Linked DNA regions of Homo sapiens: region 1 is linked to region 2. A link is an interaction called in ENCODE POLR2A ChIA-PET data of the cell type or tissue named here. Cell type or tissue: Panc1. All regions are shown on one strand. Links, peaks and the distances in the headings refer to the core of each region. The heading gives the core; the rest is flanking DNA.

Evidence for each region. ChIA-PET counts read pairs that join two places held together with the same protein. Peaks named below come from ENCODE experiments on the same cell type or tissue, not always from the same donor. Only the 100,000 strongest peaks of a DNase experiment are listed, where the experiment ranks them.
Region 1: POLR2A ChIA-PET joins it to region 2 with 15 read pairs; 2 of 35 experiments call an interaction of 5 or more read pairs at or near these places.

The regions. Positions count from the first base shown.
Region 1 is chr3:142,176,714-142,184,713 of GRCh38, reverse strand. GK5 (glycerol kinase 5) reads left to right here. Exons shown (of 16, transcript NM_001039547.3): 10 at 1,665-1,791; 11 at 3,149-3,253; 12 at 7,138-7,232. Among named protein-coding and RNA genes, the nearest start is that of TFDP2, 31 kb to the right of the region's middle. In Panc1, for the core only: CTCF peaks have their summits at 3,518 and 3,753 (motif pointing left); a DNase peak (open chromatin) is centred at 3,738.
Region 2 is chr3:142,313,250-142,325,302 of GRCh38, reverse strand. It overlaps XRN1 (5'-3' exoribonuclease 1), which reads left to right. Exons shown (of 41, transcript NM_001282857.2): 38 at 6,400-6,513; 39 at 6,609-6,711. Among named protein-coding and RNA genes, the nearest start is that of GK5, 94 kb to the right of the region's middle. In Panc1, for the core only: no CTCF peak of the experiment used is centred there; a DNase peak (open chromatin) is centred at 6,002; H3K27ac peaks cover 1,491 bases.

The DNA of each region.
Region 1 (8,000 bases), core at 1-8,000, 140 kb after region 2:
TAGGTGTGCACCACCATGCTTGACTAATTTTTGTATTTTTCCTAGAGATGGGGTTTCACGATGTTGGCCAGGCTGGTCTTGAACTTCTGACCTCAGGTCTCCCAAAGTGCTGGAATTATAGGCATGAGCCAGCAGGCCCAGCCTTTAGATGAGTTTTGATCCTTAAAATGTTGCTGTTTGTATATCTACATTTGACTATATTAACAAAATGTTACAATTTTTATTTTAACAAAAATGTATGGTTGGGAAATAGATGGTTTTTACTTACATCTATTTATATCAAAACATTTACCTATGTTTTATATTGTTTAATAAAATAAATAAATTTGTGAGGGTTGGTTATTTTGACTAATGAATGAAACAAATGTTAGTTGAAAATGAAAAAAATCTTAGTTTTTTTTTGGTTATCATTTTTATTCTTATTTTCTTTTTTTTTTTTTTTTTTTTTTTTTTGAGACAGAGTCTCACTCTGTCGCCCAGGCTAGAGTGCAGTGGTGCGATCTCGGCTCACTGCAAGCTCCGCCTTCCAGGCTCATGCCATTCTCCTGCCTCAGCCTCCCGAGTAGCTGGGACTACAGGCACCTGCCACCACGCCTGGCTAATTTTTTGTATTTTTTTTAGTAGAGATGGGGTTTCACCGTGTTAGCCAGGATGGTCTTGATCTCCTGACCTCGTGATTTGCCCACCTCGGCCTCCCAAAGTGTTGGGATTACAGGCGTGAGTCACCGCGCCTGGCCTCTTACCTTCATTTCTAAGATTATTCATAGATAATTAAAAGTCGTGAAGTAGGTTACCCATTAAAAATTCCTAAGGCAGGCCGGGCATGGTGGTTCATGCTTGTAATCCCAACATTCTGGGAGACCAATGTGAGAGGATCGCTTTAGGCCAGGAGTTTGAGACTAGCCTGGGTAATAGAGTGAAACCCCATCTCTACAAAAAAATTTTTAAAGAAATGGCCAGGTGCAGTGGCTCACACCTGCAATCCCAGCACTTTGGGAGGCCGGGGCAGGTGGATCAAGAGATCGAGACCACCTGGCTAACATGGTGAAACTCCATGTCTACTAAAAATACAAAAATTAGCTTGGCGTGGTGGCGCGCATCTGTAGTCCCAGTTACTTGGGAGGCTGAGGCAGGAGAATGGCATGAACCCAGGAGGTGGAGGTTGCAGTGAGCCCAGATCACGCCACTGCACTCCAGCCTGGCGACAGAGTAAGACTCCGTCTCAATGAAAAAGAATTAGCTGGATGTGGTGGTGTGCGCCTGTAGTCCTAGCTGCCTTGTAGTCCTAGCTACTTGGGAGGCTGAGGTGGGAGGATCACTTGAGTCCAGAAGTTTGAGGCTGCAGTGAGCTGTGATCTTACTGCACTCTAGCCTGGGTGACAGAGCAAGACCCTGTCTCTAAAAAACAAAACAAAACAACAACAAACCAAAATAAAAACAATTCCTGAGGCATGTCAGTTATCTGCAGAGTATTAGTCCTAGGGAGACTCCTATCCTATGGTTGTTGCTCCCTATTCTCTTTGGGATTTTTTTTTTTAATTTTAAGGAAAAGGAAAAAGAAACGAAGATGTTTAATCATGAGAGTACAATAAGTGAGACAATGCTCTATAATAAAATTGGCCACTGTTAAGGGCAATGGGTTTACATTTGAACATTTTTGGTAGGTTGCTGACCAGCAATCAGCCATGTTTGGAGAGTGCTGCTTCCAGACAGGTGATGTGAAATTAACCATGGGAACTGGGACATTTTTGGATATTAACACTGGAAATAGCCTTCAACAGACTACTGGAGGTAAGTAGTTAGGATTTATCCTATTTATTAATAAAATATCACTTCTGTTCATATTTAACTTCTGTGATACTTATACTATTTTCCCATTTTGTGATATTCTCTAACATATTTTATTATTCTTAAAGACAGTTAATTATCATTTCCCTTTCTTTTCCCTTTAAGTGAAAAGCATAAAAAACAAGAATGATATTGTTGAAAAATTCAGGATATATGGTCAGCTTTCTGGGTATTTTTCTATAACACATGTTGTATTTGTTCAAAACTCCTTACTAGGGGCCGGGCATGGTGGCTCATGCCTGTAATCCCAGCACTTTGGGAGGCTGAGGTGGGCAGATCACCCTAGGTCAGGAGTTCGAGACCAGCCTGGCCAACATGGTGAAACCCCGTCTCTACTAAAAATACAAAAAAATTAGCTGGGGGCATGGTGTCCGGCACCTGTAATCCCAGCTACTTGGGAGGCTGAAGCAGGAGAATCACTTGAACCGGGGAGGCAGAGGTTGCAGTGAGCCAAGATCGCGCCACTGCACTCCAGCCTGGGTGATGCAGTGAGACTCTGTCTCCAAAAAAAAAAATCTTCTTACTAGGGTTCTAAATTTTTTTTTTCTATTTGTTAGAAAATTATTTTGTGAATTTCTTTGAGTGGTAGTCCTCAGCTAGTGACCAATGCAATGGATAATGACAATTGCTAAGAATTTGCTCTTTTTAATAGAACAAATCCTGGGATTTACAGACCAAGAAATCTAGATTATAGAACTATACTAGTTTGGGCTCTGTTTCCATAACATGGTTACTAAGAGGTGGCTTAAAAAACCTTTTTCCTACCTTTTATCCCTCCTCAAGCTCTTCTTTTTCCCCTAACTAGGAAGATGGAATTAGAAAATGTTGATAATTCTATTAGATTGTTTCTATTTAGGAGCCTTGTTTGAAAACCACAGATAAATACAATAGCATAGTTCTCTAGCAAACCAATCTCATAGTACCCTTTTATTTCTCAAGTAAAATATTTATTGCCATATTTCTAGAGATGTAGACATGCCTATAGCTAATACAAATTAGTATTTATTGTTCATATTATGTGCCAGGCACTGTGCTAAGTTCTTTTTATGTGTTAATTCAGTTTGTTCATTTCGTAGCTCTCTGAGGTAGGCCGTTTTGTAGTTAAGGAAACTGAGGCTAAAAGGTTAGAAACTTGCAAGACTACAGCTAGTAAATGTAAGTGGGCTAGAGTTTGAACGTCCACAGTCTGACTTCAGAGGCACTTTGCAGTTTTTTGAGATAACCAAATCATTACATTGTAGAAGTCTCTATAATGAATTATGCATATATTTGACTTAACATTCGTTGTTTGTTTTGCAAGGCTTTTATCCATTAATTGGGTGGAAGATTGGGCAAGAAGTCGTATGCTTAGCTGAAAGCAATGCAGGAGACACTGGTACTGCCATAAAATGGGCTCAGCAGTTAGGTAAGTTGTCTTTTAAATGGATTTCACAAGCCAGACCTAAAGAATTCAAGAATGCCACAGGATTGCAGATTAGTAGGAAGCAAATGGATTGTTCAAATGAAACACTAAAATAAAATGACATCTATTAAAAGAAAATATAAAGTATTTTTATGATATCGAAATGGTAAAAGGCTAGGTCTTAAAGACAGGAACCATAAAGAAAAAGAATAATAAGTTTAACTATGTAAAATATTAGTGGGTAAGGAGAGATATGCCATAAGCAAAATAAAAGACAAATTGGTAAAAACAATTTGTAGCATATGTCAGAAAAATTAATAACATGACAAAAATGGGCAAAGGACCGAAGTACAGGTATTTTACGATCAAATGACTATAATGAAATGCTGTTCACGTACGATAATTAAAGAAATGCACATTTTGGGCTGTGGTTCCAGTGTCAGTTCAGTTTTCAGTGCTTTTGCAGTGCTATTTGGATCCGCCCCTCATTTGTGCCACCCAGTGGTCAGTCTGGGGGGTGGTTTGCCTGGAGATTAGTTCTCAAAGCCTTAAGCTTGTTGTTTAGGGTCATATCTTCACATGTGCTGCTCAAGAGTGAGACTAGGAGTTCATAAAAACCTTTATAAGGTAATTTTTCCTGAGCTCCTTTCTCTCAGTAATCTCCCTGGTACCTTTTGACTCTTGGGATCCCCATATTGGTGTTCTGGCTAGAAAGCTGGTGCTTTAGTTTCTCTACTGAACAGCTGCTACTACTTCTACCTCCCTAGCTTAGTGGCAAGAGGGATGAGAGAAGGAGAAAAGGGGGGTCAGAGAGAGAGAGAAGGAAAGAAGGGAAAGAAAGGAAACAAAGAAAGAGAAAGAAGGCTGGGCGCGGTGGCTCACGCCTGTAATCCCAGCACTTTGCGGGGCTGAGGCACGTGGATTACCTGAGGTTGGGAGTTCGAGATCAGCCTGACCAACATGGAGAAACCCTGTCTTTACTAAAAATACAAAATTAGCCGGGCATGGTGGTGTGCGCCTGTAATCCCAGCTACTCTGGAGGCTGAGGCAGGAGAATCACTTGAACCCAGGAGGTGGAGGTTGTGGCGAGCCGAGATCACGCCATTGCACTCCAGCCTGGGCAACAAGAGCAAAACTCCGTCTCAAAAAAAAAAAAGAAAAAAGAAAGAGGGAAAGCAAAAGGGATTTTCTTAACGTCTCATCTTTGAGTTTTGGTTGCCTCTGCTGCTCTGTCTGCTGTCACTGCAGCCACAGGATTGCCAGGGGCAGGCAAGACCAAGGGGAGTGGGCGCACGGGAAGAAGCAAGCAACAGGGATTTCCCCCCATACTCTTAGCTTGCAGTTTTATGTGCCTGTGCTACTGGGCTGCCATTGCCGCTACCATAGGATTGCCTGGGAGAATGAAAAAAATCTAAAGAAAACAAAAAATGAGAATCTCTCCACTCTGTCCTGTAGAGACCCTTGTCTCCTACTGCTCAGACCAGAAAGGAGCTTCTATTGAAGCTCTTTCATGTCTGCACTCAGTGTACAGATCTGAGTCCTTGGGTTTCAGGCTACCTCTGAGTCTAGGCCAGGAATATCAGAGAAAATATAAAAACAGGGAGTCCCCAGACGGCTTTTCCATTTATTCCTCCAAGATTCTTAGTTACATTCAGTGGGGGAGAGAGAATGGAGTGTGCTTACTCTGAAAGACTTTTTATCAATTAGCTTATTTGACAACAGATTAAGTGGAAGATTATTTAGAGAAATTCTTCAAGCAAGGAATGAAACAAACAGTGAGGAATGTGAATAAGATAATCTCTCTTTGTTTTCTGTTTCTTTATCTGTTACCAACAATTTTCCTCAAACCAACTGTCTAGTATGTTTTCCTACATCTTATCTTGTAAAAATTGAACATTTGGACAAGATTCATTAAAAAGTATAGATTTTAAAACCAATTTTTTTAAAGAGATAGGAGTCTCGCTATGTTGCCCAGGCTGGATTCAAACTCCTGGGTTCAAGTGATCCTCCTGCCTTTGCCTTCTGAGTAGCTGGGATTACAGGCACGCCACCATACTTGGCTTAAAACCAGTGTTTTTAACATTAGTTTTTGAAGTGGTAGAGATATTTTGATGTATTATCTGGACATTTTGAACAAATGGATGAAACTTACGGATTTGATAACTGTCATTTTGAGTAAAATTTGTAGTTATTATTGAGTGATCCTCATTAACTTGAGTTTTAATGTAAGTGCTCCTTAAATGTCTTTAGTGAATTTAAGTATATTAATTTAGTTATATAACAAATCATAAAATGATATAAAGTCAACTTAATTAAGGCTCTCTAAAGCCAGCAATATTTATTACGACTGAGTCTTTTCTTCTGATCTTTGCTGTTCAGTCCTACATACTCATTCAGAAGTCACTTTACAAACAAGGATATCCAAATGGCCAGTGAAAAGGTATTTAACTTTATTAGTCAGCAGGGAAATCCAAAATCAAACCACCATGTAATACTACCAAAATAGCTAAATTGAAAAACATAGACAATATCAATTATTGGCAGGAAGATAGGTGACGAACTCTCGTGCCTGCCGCTGGCAGGAGCCTTAAATTGGTAGAGCCACTTTGAAAAACTATTTGGCAGTTATCTGTTAAAGCTGGTTCTAAATGTGAAGACCTTAGAACTGGCCATTCCATTCCTTTGTGTTAATAAACAGAAATGTATACATATGTCCACCAAAAATAATGTACATGAATGTTCATTGGGATCTGTTTCTATTAGCCAAACACTAGGAACTACCCAGATGTATATCACTAATAGAATAAATTGATAAATTGTCTATAGTCACATAATAGAATACTATATAGAGGTGAGAATGAATGGAGTACAACTACATGTAACAGTGTGAATGAATCTCACGAGTACGATGTTTAACAAAAGAAATTTGTATCTTGACCTGGGTGTCAGTTACTTGGATGTATTCACACTGTGAAAACTCATCTAGCTATATACACTTAGGATTTGTGCATTTTTCTGGTCTGTATATCATATACTTCAGTTAAAGTTTACTAAATTAATTGTCTTGGTTTTTTTGTTTGCTTGTTTTTTAAAAATTGACTTTTAATATATCTGTTACTGGCCCCTTATTTAACTTATTAGATGGAGTATTTCAGTTAATTTTCTTGGGTATTATATTACAGGTAGATGATACTTTCATCAGAAACCTAGGATGGCTCTTATCTTTCAGAGGATAATTTTTTAATGCCAAAAATCCTACATAGAATTGATTTTTTAAACAGCCCAAATATCTTTAAAGGAAAAAGCAGCCAGGTGTGGCGGCTCACGCCTGTATTCCCAGCACTTTGGGAGGCTGAGGCGGGCGAATCACCTGAGGTCAGGAGTTCAAGACCAGCCTGACCAACATGGAGAAACCCCATCTCTACTAAAAATACAAAATTAGCTGGGCGTGGTGGCACATGCTTGTAATCCTAGCTACTTGGGAGGCTGAGGCAGGAGAATCGTTTGAACCTGGGAGGTGGAGGTTGCGGTGAGCCGAGATTGCGCCACTGCACTCCAGCCTGGGCAACAAGAGTGAAACTCCGTCTCAAAAAAAAAAAAAAAAAAGAAAAAAAACGTAAGTCCTGCTGCATACAGAGCCTATCTAAGAGGGCCTTCTACCTCCTGTCTCCCTTCTATGGGCCTGGAAACCTATGCAGTGTGAGAATTCAGATAGTACCAGAACAGAATGGTCTTTGTGCTGACCCTTTTAAGTGAGCAATCTTTTACATTATATTCATAATAAATGTTGATGCAGGTAAATACTATCATGTAACATAATTCTGTTTGTGCCTCTCTAACCTCTTCATTTTGTTTTAGGGTTTTTTGTTGTTTGTTTGTTTTTGCAGACCTTTTCACAGATGCTGCTGAGACTGAAAAAATGGCCAAAAGTTTGGAGGATTCTGAAGGAGTTTGTTTTGTTCCATCTTTTAGTGGATTACAGGTATGTATTTTTTAAAGTTAATGGCAATCACAAATATTTTTCTCCTCCTGCCACATCCAAACTTATATATCTACCATTCTGTTACCTTAAAATTTGAGCACTGAACAGAACTAAGATGAAAGGTAGATTTTAGGGCTGAGAAGTTATGCTCTGACCAAGCATGAATTCCATGAGGAAGCAGAGCATCCTGAATGTGGCCCTGCTGGCTTGGCTTGTGCTGGTAGAATTCAGCTGACTTCTGCTTAGAACTGTGTGGAACCTAAGAGTTGGCAGGTTTATCATAGAACTTTTACATAAGACTTAGCATTACTTTATCATGACCAAAAATAGCCATTTCACAGTGGGGGGAATGTATCAGTAAATTTGCATTCTTTACTTAGAGGAAATAAGCCATTGAGAATTAAGATAAATAATGTCAAGGTACATACATCACACACATATGCACACACATGTATATGTATGTGTATATTTTGCACTTGTACATTTGTAAGTTTTAAACTTTTTTTAAAAATCAAAATCTTGGCTGGGCGCGGTGGCTCACGCCTATAATCCCAGCACTTTGGGAGGCCGAGGCGGGTGGATCACAAGGTCAGGAGATCGAGACCATCTTGGCTAACAAGGTGAAACCCCATCTCTACTAAAAATGCAAAAAATTAGCCATGCATAGTGGCACGTGCCTGTAGTCCAAGCTACTCAGGAGGCTGAAGCAGGAGAATTGCTTGAACCTGGGAGGTGGAGGTTGCAGTGAGCCGAGATGCCACTGCACTC
Region 2 (12,053 bases), core at 1,807-9,806:
TGCAAATCAAAACTACAATGATATATCTCCAATTAAAATGGCTTTTACCAAAAAATAAAAAACAGGCAATAATGGATGCTGGTAAGGATGCAGAGAAAGGGAAACCCTCATACATTGTTGGTGGAAACGTAAATTAGTACAGCCACTATGAAGGACATACAGCATGGAAATTGCTCAAAAAGATAAAAATAGACCTACCATATGATCCAGCAATTCCACTGCTGGGTATAGGTCCAAAAGAAAAAATATCAGTATATGTAAGAGATATTTGTCCTCTCATGTTTATTGCAGTGCTATTCACAAAAGCCAAGATACAAAATCAACCTAAGTGTCCATCAATGGATAAATGGATGAAGAAGATGTGTGTGTATATATATACACACTTCTCAAGATATACACTTCTCAAAAGAAGACATTTATGCAGCCAACAGACATATGAAAAAATGCTCATCATCACTGGCCATCAGAGAAATGCAAATCAAAACCACAATGAGATACCATCTCACACCAGTTAGAATGGTGATCATTAAAAAGTCAGGAAACAACAGGTGCTGGAGAGGATATGGGGAAATAGGAACACTTTTACACTGTTGTTGGGACTGTAAACTAGTTCAACCATTGTGGAAGTCAGTGTGGCATTTCCTCAGGGATCTAGAACTAGAAATACCATTTGACCCAGCCATCCCATTACTGGGTATATACCCAAAGGATTATAAAACATGCTGCTATAAAGACACATGCACACCTATGTTTATTGCAGCAGTATTCACAATAGCAAAGACTTGGAACCAACCCAATTGTCCAACAACGATAGACTGGATTAAGAAAATGTGGCAGATATACACCATGGAATACTATGCAGCCATAAAAAATGATGAGTTCATGTCCTTTGTAGGGACATGGATGAAGCTGGAAACCATCATTCTCAGCAAACTATTTCAAGGACAAAAAACCAAACACAACATGTTCTCACTCATAGGTGGGAATTGAACAGTGAGAACACATGGACACAGGAAGGGGAACATCACACGCTGGGGACTGTTGTGGGTGGGGGGAGGGGGGAGGGATAGCATTAGGAGAGATACCTAATGTTAAATAAAGAGTTAACGGGTGCATCACACCAACATGGCACATGTATATATATGTAACAAACCTGCACGTTGTGCACATGTACCCTAAAACTTATAGTAAAAAAAATAAAAATAATAAAAAAAAAACTGAAAAAAAACCCAATAATATATATTTTAAAATAACCAAAAGAGTGGAATTGAAATGTTCCTAACACAGCAAAAATGATAAATACTTGAGGTGATGGATATCTCAGTTACTGTGATTTGATCATTATACATTGTATCCTTGTATCAAAATATCACATGTACCCCATAAATGTGTGTTATAATTATTATGTATTCATAAAACTAGAAACAAAAAAAAAATAGTAAAAAATATTAACTACTTAAAAAATTTAGTTAGAAGAGTGATATTACTCGAATTTTTTTTTTAAAGAGATGGGGTGTCATTTTGTTGCCCAGGCTGGCTTCAAGCAGTCCTCCCACCTTGGCTTCCCAAAGTGCTAGGATTACAGGCACATGCCACCATGCCCGTCCTGCTCTACATTTTAAAAATCCTTCTCACCACAGTAGTAATAGGAGAAGCTAGATTCTCCTGTCTGCTTAATACTGTCAATCCCTAGTGATACGTGTTTTTTTGTAGAAATCTATGTCCTCATACAGATACAAAATTAGAAAAATGAAGAGAATCTTAATAGCCTTTTCAGATAGTTTTGGCTATACTTTAATATTACATTAAAACTTAAAAGTGGGCCGGGCATGGTATCTCACGTCTGTAATCCCAGCACTTTGGGAGGCCAAGGCAGGCGGATCACTTGAGGTAAGGAGTTCGAGACCAGCCTGGCCAGTGTGGTGAAACCCCATCTCTACTAAAAATACAAAAATTAGCCAGGTATGGTGGCGCATGACAGAGCAAAACTCCATTTAAAAAAAAAAAACAAAAAAAAAACCTTAAGAGTGGTATTTTGTTTAAGGTTAGTTGCAGTGTGGAATCTTGCAGTGTGGAATCTGAAACCTTATCAATAAACATTTTTGTCCTCCATATACTTGTGAGAAGGTAGGAAATAAGAAAAAGTAATGCGAAAAAGAGCATAGCACCTCAATATAATCATGCGCTAGATGCGGTGGCTCACACCTGTAAGCCCAACAACTCAGGAGGCTGAGGCAGAAGGATCACTTGAGCTCAGTAGTTTGAGATCAGCCTGGGCAAGACCTCATCTCTTTATTTTTGAGACAGAGTCTCGCTCTGTCACCCAGGCTGGAGTGCAGTGCTGTGATCTCAGCTCACTGCAACCTCCGCCTCCCGGGTTCAAGCGATTATCCTGCCTCAGCCTCCTGAGTAGCTGGGATTACAGGTGCATGCCACCACGCTCGGCTAAGTTATGTATTTTTAATAGAGACGGGGTTTCACCATGTTGGTCAGGCTGGTCTCGAACTCCTTACCTCGTGATCCACCTGCCTCGGCCTCCCAAAGTGCTGGGATTATAGGTGTGAGCCACCGTGCCTGGGCTAGAACTCATCTCTTTAAAAAACAATTTTTTTTTGTTTGTTTGTTTGGGGACAGAACCTCGCTCTGTTCGCCCAGGCTAGAGTGCGGTGGCACGAGCTCACTGCAGCTTCCACCTGCCAGGTTCAAGCGATTCTCCTGCCTCCTGAGTAGCTGGGACTACAGGCACATGCAACCCCACCCGGCTAATTTTTGTATTTTTAGTAGAGACAGGGTTCACCATGTTGGCCAGGCTAGTCTCACGCTCCTGACCTCAGGTGATCTGCCTGCCTCAGCCTCCCAGAGTGCTAAGATTACAGGCATGAGCCACTGCGCCCGACCATCATCTCTAAAAAAACTTTAAAAACAGCTAAGCGTGGTAGTACCCACCTATATTCTCAGCTATTCAGGAGGCTGATGTGAGAGGATTGCTTAAACCTGGTAGTTGGCTACAGTGAGCCTTGATCACACCACTGTACTCCAGCCTGGGCAACAGAGTGAGACCCCAACTCTAAAAAATATATGCATATATAATTATGAAAATTTGATCTCAGTGCCTCCCTGAAAGGGTCTCGCAGACCCTCAGCTATCCCCAGACTGCACTTTGAGACCTACTGACCGCAAGAAAGTTGTTTTATTCTCTTTATATCCAGTTCTTGATACCCTCTAACCTAAAACAGAAAGCAGTTTTTTCTAAAATCAGGGCCAAGGCAAAGATGCCTGCTTTCACCACTTCTATTCAGCACAGTAATGGAAGTTCTGTCCAGAGCAATTAAGTAAGAAAAATAAATAAATAAAAGACATCTAAATTAGAAGGGAAGAAGTAAAGCAGTATCCGTTTGCAGATGATATGATCTTATAGTAGAAAACTCTAAAGATTCCACAAAAAATCCCAACTAATAAATGCAGCAAAGTTGCAGAATACAAAATCAACTGACAAAAATCAGTTGTATTTTTATACACTAACAGTGAAAAATCTGAAAAGGAAATTAAGAAAACTATGATAGTATCAAAACTATTTATAGTATCAAAAATAATAAAATGCTAAGGAATAAAAGTAACAAAGGAAATGATGTGCTTATACACCGAAAACTACAAAATGTTGCTGAAAGACATGTAAAAAGACAAATAGAAACACACTCTGTTCGTGGATTGGAAAACTTAATATTGTTATGATCTCAGTACTACCCACAGCAGTCTACAAATTCAGTGCACCTCCTATCAAAATCCCAATGGAATAGAACAGAGAGCCCAAAAATAAACCCTTGCATACATGTTCAAAATATTTTTTGACAAGTTGTCAAGACCATTCAGTTGGAAGTGGATAGCCGGGCGCAATGGCTCATGCCTGTAATCCCAGCATTTTCAGAGGCCGAGGCAGGCGGATCGCTTGAGGTCAGGAGTTCAAGACCAGCCTGGCCAACATGGTGAAACCCTGTCTCTACTAAAAATACAAAGAATTAGCTGGACATGATGGCATGCACCTGTAATCACAGCTACTTGGGAGCCTGAGGCAGGAGAATTGCTTGAACCTGGGAGGCAGAAGTTGCAGTGAGCCAAGATCACGCTACTGCATTCCAGCCTGGGCAACAGAGAACAGAGTGAGACTCCATCTCAAAAAAAAAAAAAAAAAAAAAAAAAGGAAGTGGATGATCTTTCAGCAAATGGTGCTGGGTAACTGGATATTCACATTTTAAAGAATGAAGTTAGCCCTTACCTAACTAACATAATATATGAAAATTAACTCAAAATGGATCAAATACCTAAATGTAAGATAAGGCCTAAAACTATAAAAGTCTTAGAAGAAAACTTAGGGCAGAAGCTTCACAACATTGGATTTGGCAGTGATTTCTGGGATATGACACCAGAAGCACAGGCCACGAAAGAAAACATGGACAAATTGTACTTCATGGAAATTTTAACATTTTGTGCATCAAAAGACAATAACAAGAGTGAAAAAGGTAACTCATAGAATAAGAGAAAATACTTCCTAATGATATATCTGATAAAAAATATCTGGAATATATAGAGAACTCATGAAATGAGTCTTAAATGTAAGACCTGAAACAATAAAAATCCTATAAGAAACCCTAGGAAAAACTTCTGGACATTGGCCTAGACAAAGATTTATGACTAATCTCAAAAGCAAATGCAACAAAAACAAAAATAGACAAATGGGACTCAACTAAACTAAAAAGCTCCTGCACAGCAAAAGAAATAATCAACAGAGTAAACAGACAATCTACAGTATTTGCAAACTATGTATCTGACAAAGGACTAAATATCCAGAATCTATAAGGAACTCAACAAGTAAAAAACAGATAACCCCATTAAAAACAGGCAAAGGTCATGAGTGAACATTTCTCAAAAGAAGACATCTCAAGGGGTTGCCAACAAACATGAAAGAAATGTTCAACATTACTAATTACCAGAGAAGTGCAGATTTTAGGGCCACAATGAGATACCATCTCATACCAGGCGGAATGGCTATTATTAAAAAAGTCAAAAAACAGATTTTGGCAAGGATGTAGCAAAAAGGGAGTGTTTATACACTGTTGGTTGGAATATAAATTAGTACAACCTGTATGAAAACAGTATGGTGGTTTCTCAAAGAGCTAAAAATAGAACTATGATTTAATCCAGCAATCTCACTTCTGGGTATCTACCCCAGGAAAAGAAATCATTATATAAAAAGTATGCCTGCATTTGTATGTTTATCACAGCACTATTCACAGTAGCAAAGATAGGGAATCAACCTAAGTGTCCATCAGTGGATGATTGGATAAAGAAAATGTGTGTGGGTATGTGTGCGTGCGTGTGTGTGTGTGTGTGTGTGTGTATACACACACCATGTACTACTATCCTATACACACACCATGTAATATTATCCAGCCATAAAAAGAATGAAATCACGTATCTTGTAGCAACATTAATGGAACTGGGGGCCATTATCCTAAGTGAAATAATTCAGAAACAGAAAGTCAGATATCACATGTTCTCATTTATAAATGGGAACTAAACATGGACATACAGAGTGGAATAATAGACATTAGAGATTTCAAAAGATGGGATGGTTAAGAGGGATGTGAGGGATGAGAAATGACCTACTGGGTACAATGTATACTAATCAGGCAATGGGTACACTAAAGTCCATACTTCACCACTATGTAGTATATCCATGTAACTACATTTGTACTCCCAAATCTATTTTTTAAAAAAAATTAAGGTAAACCAAAACAAAACAAGCTTTTTTATAAAACAGAAAATTAAAGTATAATATAGTTATAATTTAAATATGAGTAGAAAACACATCAGAATCTCTGAGTCTTTTATATTTTGGCAATTAACTTATCTTACCAAAATATCTCCTAAGTAAAGGATGGTATAAACATGAGTCAGCAAATTTTTTCTGTGAAGAGTCAGATAGTAAATATTTTAGGCCTTGTGGGCCAGATAGTCTCTATCACAGCTTCCGAACTCTACAGTTACAGTGTGAAAGTAGCCATTAGAATGGATGTGGCCATGTTCCAGTAAGACTTTATTTACAAAAAGAGGCAGAACTCCATAGTTTGTCAACTCCTTGTATAAAGAAAACAGTTTTGCTGGCTTTCATTTGCATTAGGTGGATTGACCCTTCAGCCAGCTTAGAAAGCTTTTTATTTTGTAAACACTGAAAAAGATAAGGCAACAACTCGAAAATTTTTGCCTGGCAATTGAAAACTTGAACTGAAAGCCCTTTTTTAAATTCTTGATAAAATTATTTTACTTGTTTAGACTAAACTTTGGGAGAGGTCAACTTCCTAGACAGAGAATTTCATAGACATATATATTCTCTTTTTTTAGACAATGACCGTTTGCCAAGTAAAATTATCTAATGGCTTACTGGTACATGGGCCACAGTGCCACTCTGAAAATGAAGCCAAAGAGAAAGCTGCACTTTTTGCTTTACAACAGTTGGTAAGAACTGTCCATGACTTCTCTATTAAAATTTTTATTAGTCCCTATAGAAAGCTTGTATTGCATTGTCTTGTAACTTTTAAATACTTCCACAGGGCTCCTTAGGCATGAATTTCCCTTTGCCTTCACAAGTATTTGCAAATTATCCTTCAGCTGTACCACCTGGAACCATTCCTCCAGCCTTTCCCCCACCTACTGGTAAGATATTTTTCATTTATAAGTATTTGTCATTGAGTTGTTATTTTTACTAAGCTCTTTTAAGAAATCAAGAATGTACTCAAATATCTAGGAATGTAAGAAGAAATTGTGAGAAAGCCTAAAGCCACAGCCTGCAGATTCATCTAAAAGTACCATTCTCTTCCTACAGCCTCTAGTATGGCTAGAGTAGTAAGAAGAGGTTGAGTGGGCAGGCCCTTATTCTCCAGTAGCTGCTAACAGATAAATTTGTGTTTAAGTTAGACATCAAAAGGTAAAAAAAAAATCATGTAATTTCTTCAGGACTGTATTTTCTTATTGGTAGTAGACTATGTCCAAAATCTTGTTGAGACTAACATTTTGTAATTCTAAATCTTAAGTTCTGAGATTTTCTAAATCACTCAGCTTTTTTTCCTAATAGCAGTTGGCTTCCCTTTATCTTAATTATTATTGTTTTAAAGCCAATAATTTATTTAAGTTTAGAAAATCCCTTTTCTGCATCTACTGCCAGGTAATACTCCAGGAATTCTAAATATCTAATGCTTACAATAAGCATTAGAAAGGTGAATAATACTGATTAAATTTATGACATGCAGTTGTCTCTTCTCATTAAACTGAATAATAAAGGATTTCAAAAGTGTAAATCTGTGAGGATGAAGACAGAAGAAATATCAGCAGATTAGAGATTTGAAAAGAGTTTGTGTTGAGAAAAACAACTGCAGAAGTAACCATTTTAGCAGAGCAAGTTTAAAAGCTACAAGCTAAAGTGCCTGTAGAAGAGACTACAAATGAGCATAAGTAGATTGTCCCTCGCCGTTCCCAAGAGGTTCAGATCTTGGAGGCATCAGAAACTATTAGAGAAGATAAAGAGGAGGCATGTGCTGAAAAGAGAGGGATTGGTTGAAAGTCTATGTGCAAAGTGGTGAGACTACCCCCGTCTTCCCTCTGTGACGCAGCCAGACCTCTGCAAGCAAAAAACTGGAGGTGTGTTTTCTAGAGGAGCTATCTAGATATGGGAATACCAGGCAGAGAAGAGAATGGAATGTGAGACTGAAAACACAGAGATTAAGGAAAAGTTCCCTTTTTCTCATCCTGTTCTCAGATTGTAGCCAGTCATACCCTTCTCCCCAGATAGGAAATTGGAAGATGAAAAAAGAATAGAGTACAGGTAAAATTGTTAAGTAAAATTTTAAAATTTAGTAGATAAAGTCCTAGCAAAGCCAAGGAAGATAAAAGCTGTAAAATAAGAAAGAACAGAGACTTAGTGCACAGATCCAGCTCCCACCTTATTAGAGTTCCAGAAAAAGAGATCAGAGATGAAGGAAAGGAGGTAAGTGTCAAAAAAATAATAAACTTTTCTAAAACAAAACGATATGCATCTCTAAAAGAGCCACCAAATGTTGAGCACAATGAATAAAGACACAGATTATCTTCAGATTCTGAATACTAGTGATAAAAAGGTGGTCCTAAGAGATTCAGAGAAGAAATATGTACAAAGATCAAAAATTAGAATGGTACTGCACTATTGAACAGTGCCTAGAAGCCAGAAAGCATTGAATACCTCAAAACCCTGAGGCAGAATGAGTTTCATCCTAATTTCTCTGTATAGCCAAACTGTGAATCTAATACAAAGGAGACACAAAGATATTTTCAGATACGCAAATTTATTTCTTATGTACCCTTTTTTTTTTAAGCAACAAGGTCTCACTATGTTGCCCAGGCTGGTCTCAAAGTCGTGGACTCAAGCAGTCCTCCCACTTCAGCCTTCAGAAATGCTGAGATTACAAGCATGAGCCTTCATGCCTTGCCTACCCTTTCTTAAGAAGCTACTGAATTACATGCTCCAACAAAACAAAGCAGTAGTTTAAAAGAAAATTAGGAAACCAAAATAACAAATTGTAGATGTAGTATAGTTATACAATGAATGGAAATCCCAGGATGCCAGCTGCTCAGTGGGTCTAGAAAGTGACTAGTCCCAACTAGACAGGCAGAGGGAAGTCTTGGCAGTAAGGAAGGTTATTAATAGATGAGCAATGGGAAAACATTAAGGATGGGTATAGAGAAGACTAAGCAGCTTTTATTATATTTTTCCTAAAGAATTGATATGAGCAAGACTAAGCTTTTAAAAAATAATTATTAGCCTGGGCAACATGGCAAAACAGCCTGGGCAACATGATAAAACCCCATCTCTAATCTACAAAAAATACAAAGGTAGCCAGACATGGTGGCATGCACCTATAGTCCCAGCTACTTGGGAGGCTGAGGCGGGAGGATAACTTGAGCCTGGGAGGTCAAGGCTGCAGTGAGCTGTGATCGTGCCACTGCACCCCAGCCTGGGTGACAGAATGAGACCTGTCTCAAAAAAAAAAAAAAAAAAAAAGAAGATAATGACTAACTCAAGTAAAAACAAAAGGTTTTACAAGAAAATACATAATGGATCTCTTTTTACAAGAAAAGAAACATTATCAGAGTACCCAGCTTGGCTCTGCAGTGATAATATTTACATAGCCACATACCACAAATAGATAACACTGTTTGTATATTTAAACAAATGATGTAATGTACTTACATTGGGAGTACAGGGTAAGTAGTGAGGGGTAATGCAAAAAAACTAAATTTTGTTCTATCTGAATAGGAAGTCAGTAGACCTAAAAATGCCTAAAATTAATAAGTTATTAACAAGTAGCATAAGCAAATAATTGAACAGTGTGGAAATATCTAAAACAGTTAAACCTGGAGTAGAACAGATGTCTGCTGTTTTCTGTTGAAAATCTTTTTTAGGCCGGGCGCAGTGGCTCACGCTTGTAATCCCAGCAGTTTGGGAGGCAGAGGTGGGTGGATCACTTGAGGTCAGGAGTTCGAGACCAGCCTAACCAACATGGTGAAACCGTCTCTACTAAAAATACGAAAATTCTAAAATTAGCTGGGTGTGATGGCACACACCTGTAGTCCCAGCTACTCAGGAGGCTGAGGCAGGAGAATCGCTTGAACCCAGGAGGCAGAGGTTGCAGTGAGCTGAAATCGCGCCACTACACTCCAGCCTGGGTGACAGAGCTAGACTCTGTCTCAAAAAAAAAAAAAAGAAAAAGAAAATCTTTTTTAGTACAATGTATATGTAGTATTTTGATTTTTTTTAATGTAATTTGTCTAAGGTCATTAAGTTACTATCTAGCAGAACTGGCATCAAAATCCAAGTCTGAGCCAGGCTTGTTGACTCATGCTTGTAATCCCAGCACTTTGGAAGGCCTATCTCAAGAAAACCCCCAAAGGCCCAAACCAAACCAAAACAAAACATTGTTTATATAGTCAAAGGAATGCCAGTGCAGTACAGTAACAAAAGCATGGGCTTTGAAAACAGATAGCTGAGTGTGGTGGCTCATACCTGTAATCCCAGCACTTTGAGAGGCTGAGCTCAGAGGATCACTAGAGCCATGAGTTCAAGACCAGCCTAGGCAACATAGGGAGACCTTACTGCTACAAAAGATGGAAAAAATTAGCTGAGTGTGGTGCCATGTGCCTGTAGTTCCAGCTATTCAGGAGGTTGAGGCAGGAGGATCAGTTGAGCCTGTGAGGCGGAGGCTGCAGTGAGCCAAGATTGTGCCACTGCACTGTAGCCTAGGTCTCAAAAAAAAAAAAAAAAAAACAGACGACAGACTTGGATTTTTTTTTTTTTTTTTTTTTTTTTTTTTTGAGACAGAGTCCCACTCTGTCACCCAGGCTGGAGTGCAGTGGCATGATCAGGGCTCACTGCAGCCTCAACCTCCTTGGGCTCAGTTGATCCTCCTACCTCTGCCTCCCAAGTGGCTGGGACTATGGCACCCACCACCACACCTGGCTAATTTTTGTATCTTTTTATAGAGACAGGGTTTCACCATGTTGTTCAGGCTTGTCTCAAACTCTGGGCTCAAGGGATCCGCCAGCCTCGGCATCCCAAAGTGCCAGGATTACAGGCATGAGCCACTGTGCCCAGCCAACAATGTTTTAGTCATAAAGTTTTCATGACGTAATGGATCTGATGTTTTTATATAGCTCAATGTAATAGTATCACCGTAACTTATAAAATCTAATTTGACTGCTGCTGCTTCACATTCAAAAATGAATACAGTAGCTATGTATAGATTAATTTTAAGTAATTAGTATGTGTAGGGTACCTAAAAGTTTGCACACAAACTTCTCTAAAGAAGAATTGTCTTATGATCATATATTTTTTAAGAGGAATGTTTGTTTTCCCCATTTATTATTGATATTTTAACCTTTTTCATGTTGATTAGTTTATTCATACCTACTAATAATTTTAAGGTTATAATTGGAATGCTTTTGGTCCTATAAAGGTGTTCTCCAAATATTCCAGTTAAAATATGTAAATACATAAATGCCAAGATATTTGGAGGTTAATCAGCAGAGAACAACTTAAGCATTAGATTAACATTTTAAAGTTATTTTGTAAATTTCTATTTTATGGTATAAAAAAATTTGTGATGTAAAATGTCCCAGTTGAGGAATATGTATTTCATATTTGTAACAGTGATTTATTGGGGAAATTACGGAGTTGACCATTGTATAAGATTAGCATAGCATCTTTTAAATAGACCTTCTTAGCATTATGACTCCCACCAAAGTTGCTCGTAGATAGTTTCAAGACCTAATTTTCTACTTTTCTTAGGTCTCACTCTGTCAACCAAGTTAAAGTGCAGTGACATGATCTTGGCTCACTGCAACCTCCACCTCCCAGGCTCAAGCAATCCTCACACATTAGCCTCCTGAGTAGCTGGGACCACAGCCACGTGCCATGCCTGGCATCCCAAAGTGCTGGGATTACAGGCATGAGCCACTGCGCCTCGCCTAATTTTCTGAATCTTATTAGTGTTTTTCATATTAAAAGTTTTCTTCTTCTTAGAATTTGTGTATGTGTATTTCATAACACTGAAATATATTATGATTCTTCTCTCCTAACCTAAAAGTGTCTTAAATAGCTGAACTTTAATTAAGCTATACTGTTTTACAGGTCTGGCTGCTTTTTATCTCTATGAAAAGAATATTTGAACATAGTGCATATCTTCTTCAGTGGCGTGTGCTGGTGCCTTGAATGTCACTGTTTAATGTAGTTTTCAAATGCTCTACTGGTACAGGCTGTCTCCATAAGAATCGCCTATGGAGCTTAATACAAACTCCAGGGCCCCTCAGAGTCTGGCTTACTAGGTCTGAGGCCCTGTCCAGGAATCTGTATTTCACAAACTCCTCAAGTGATTCAGATATACAAATTAGATTTGGCACCCATTGGTTCATTACATTTTTAATAAACAAACTGTAAGTGAAAAAAGGCCTTGACTTCAAATATTAAAATA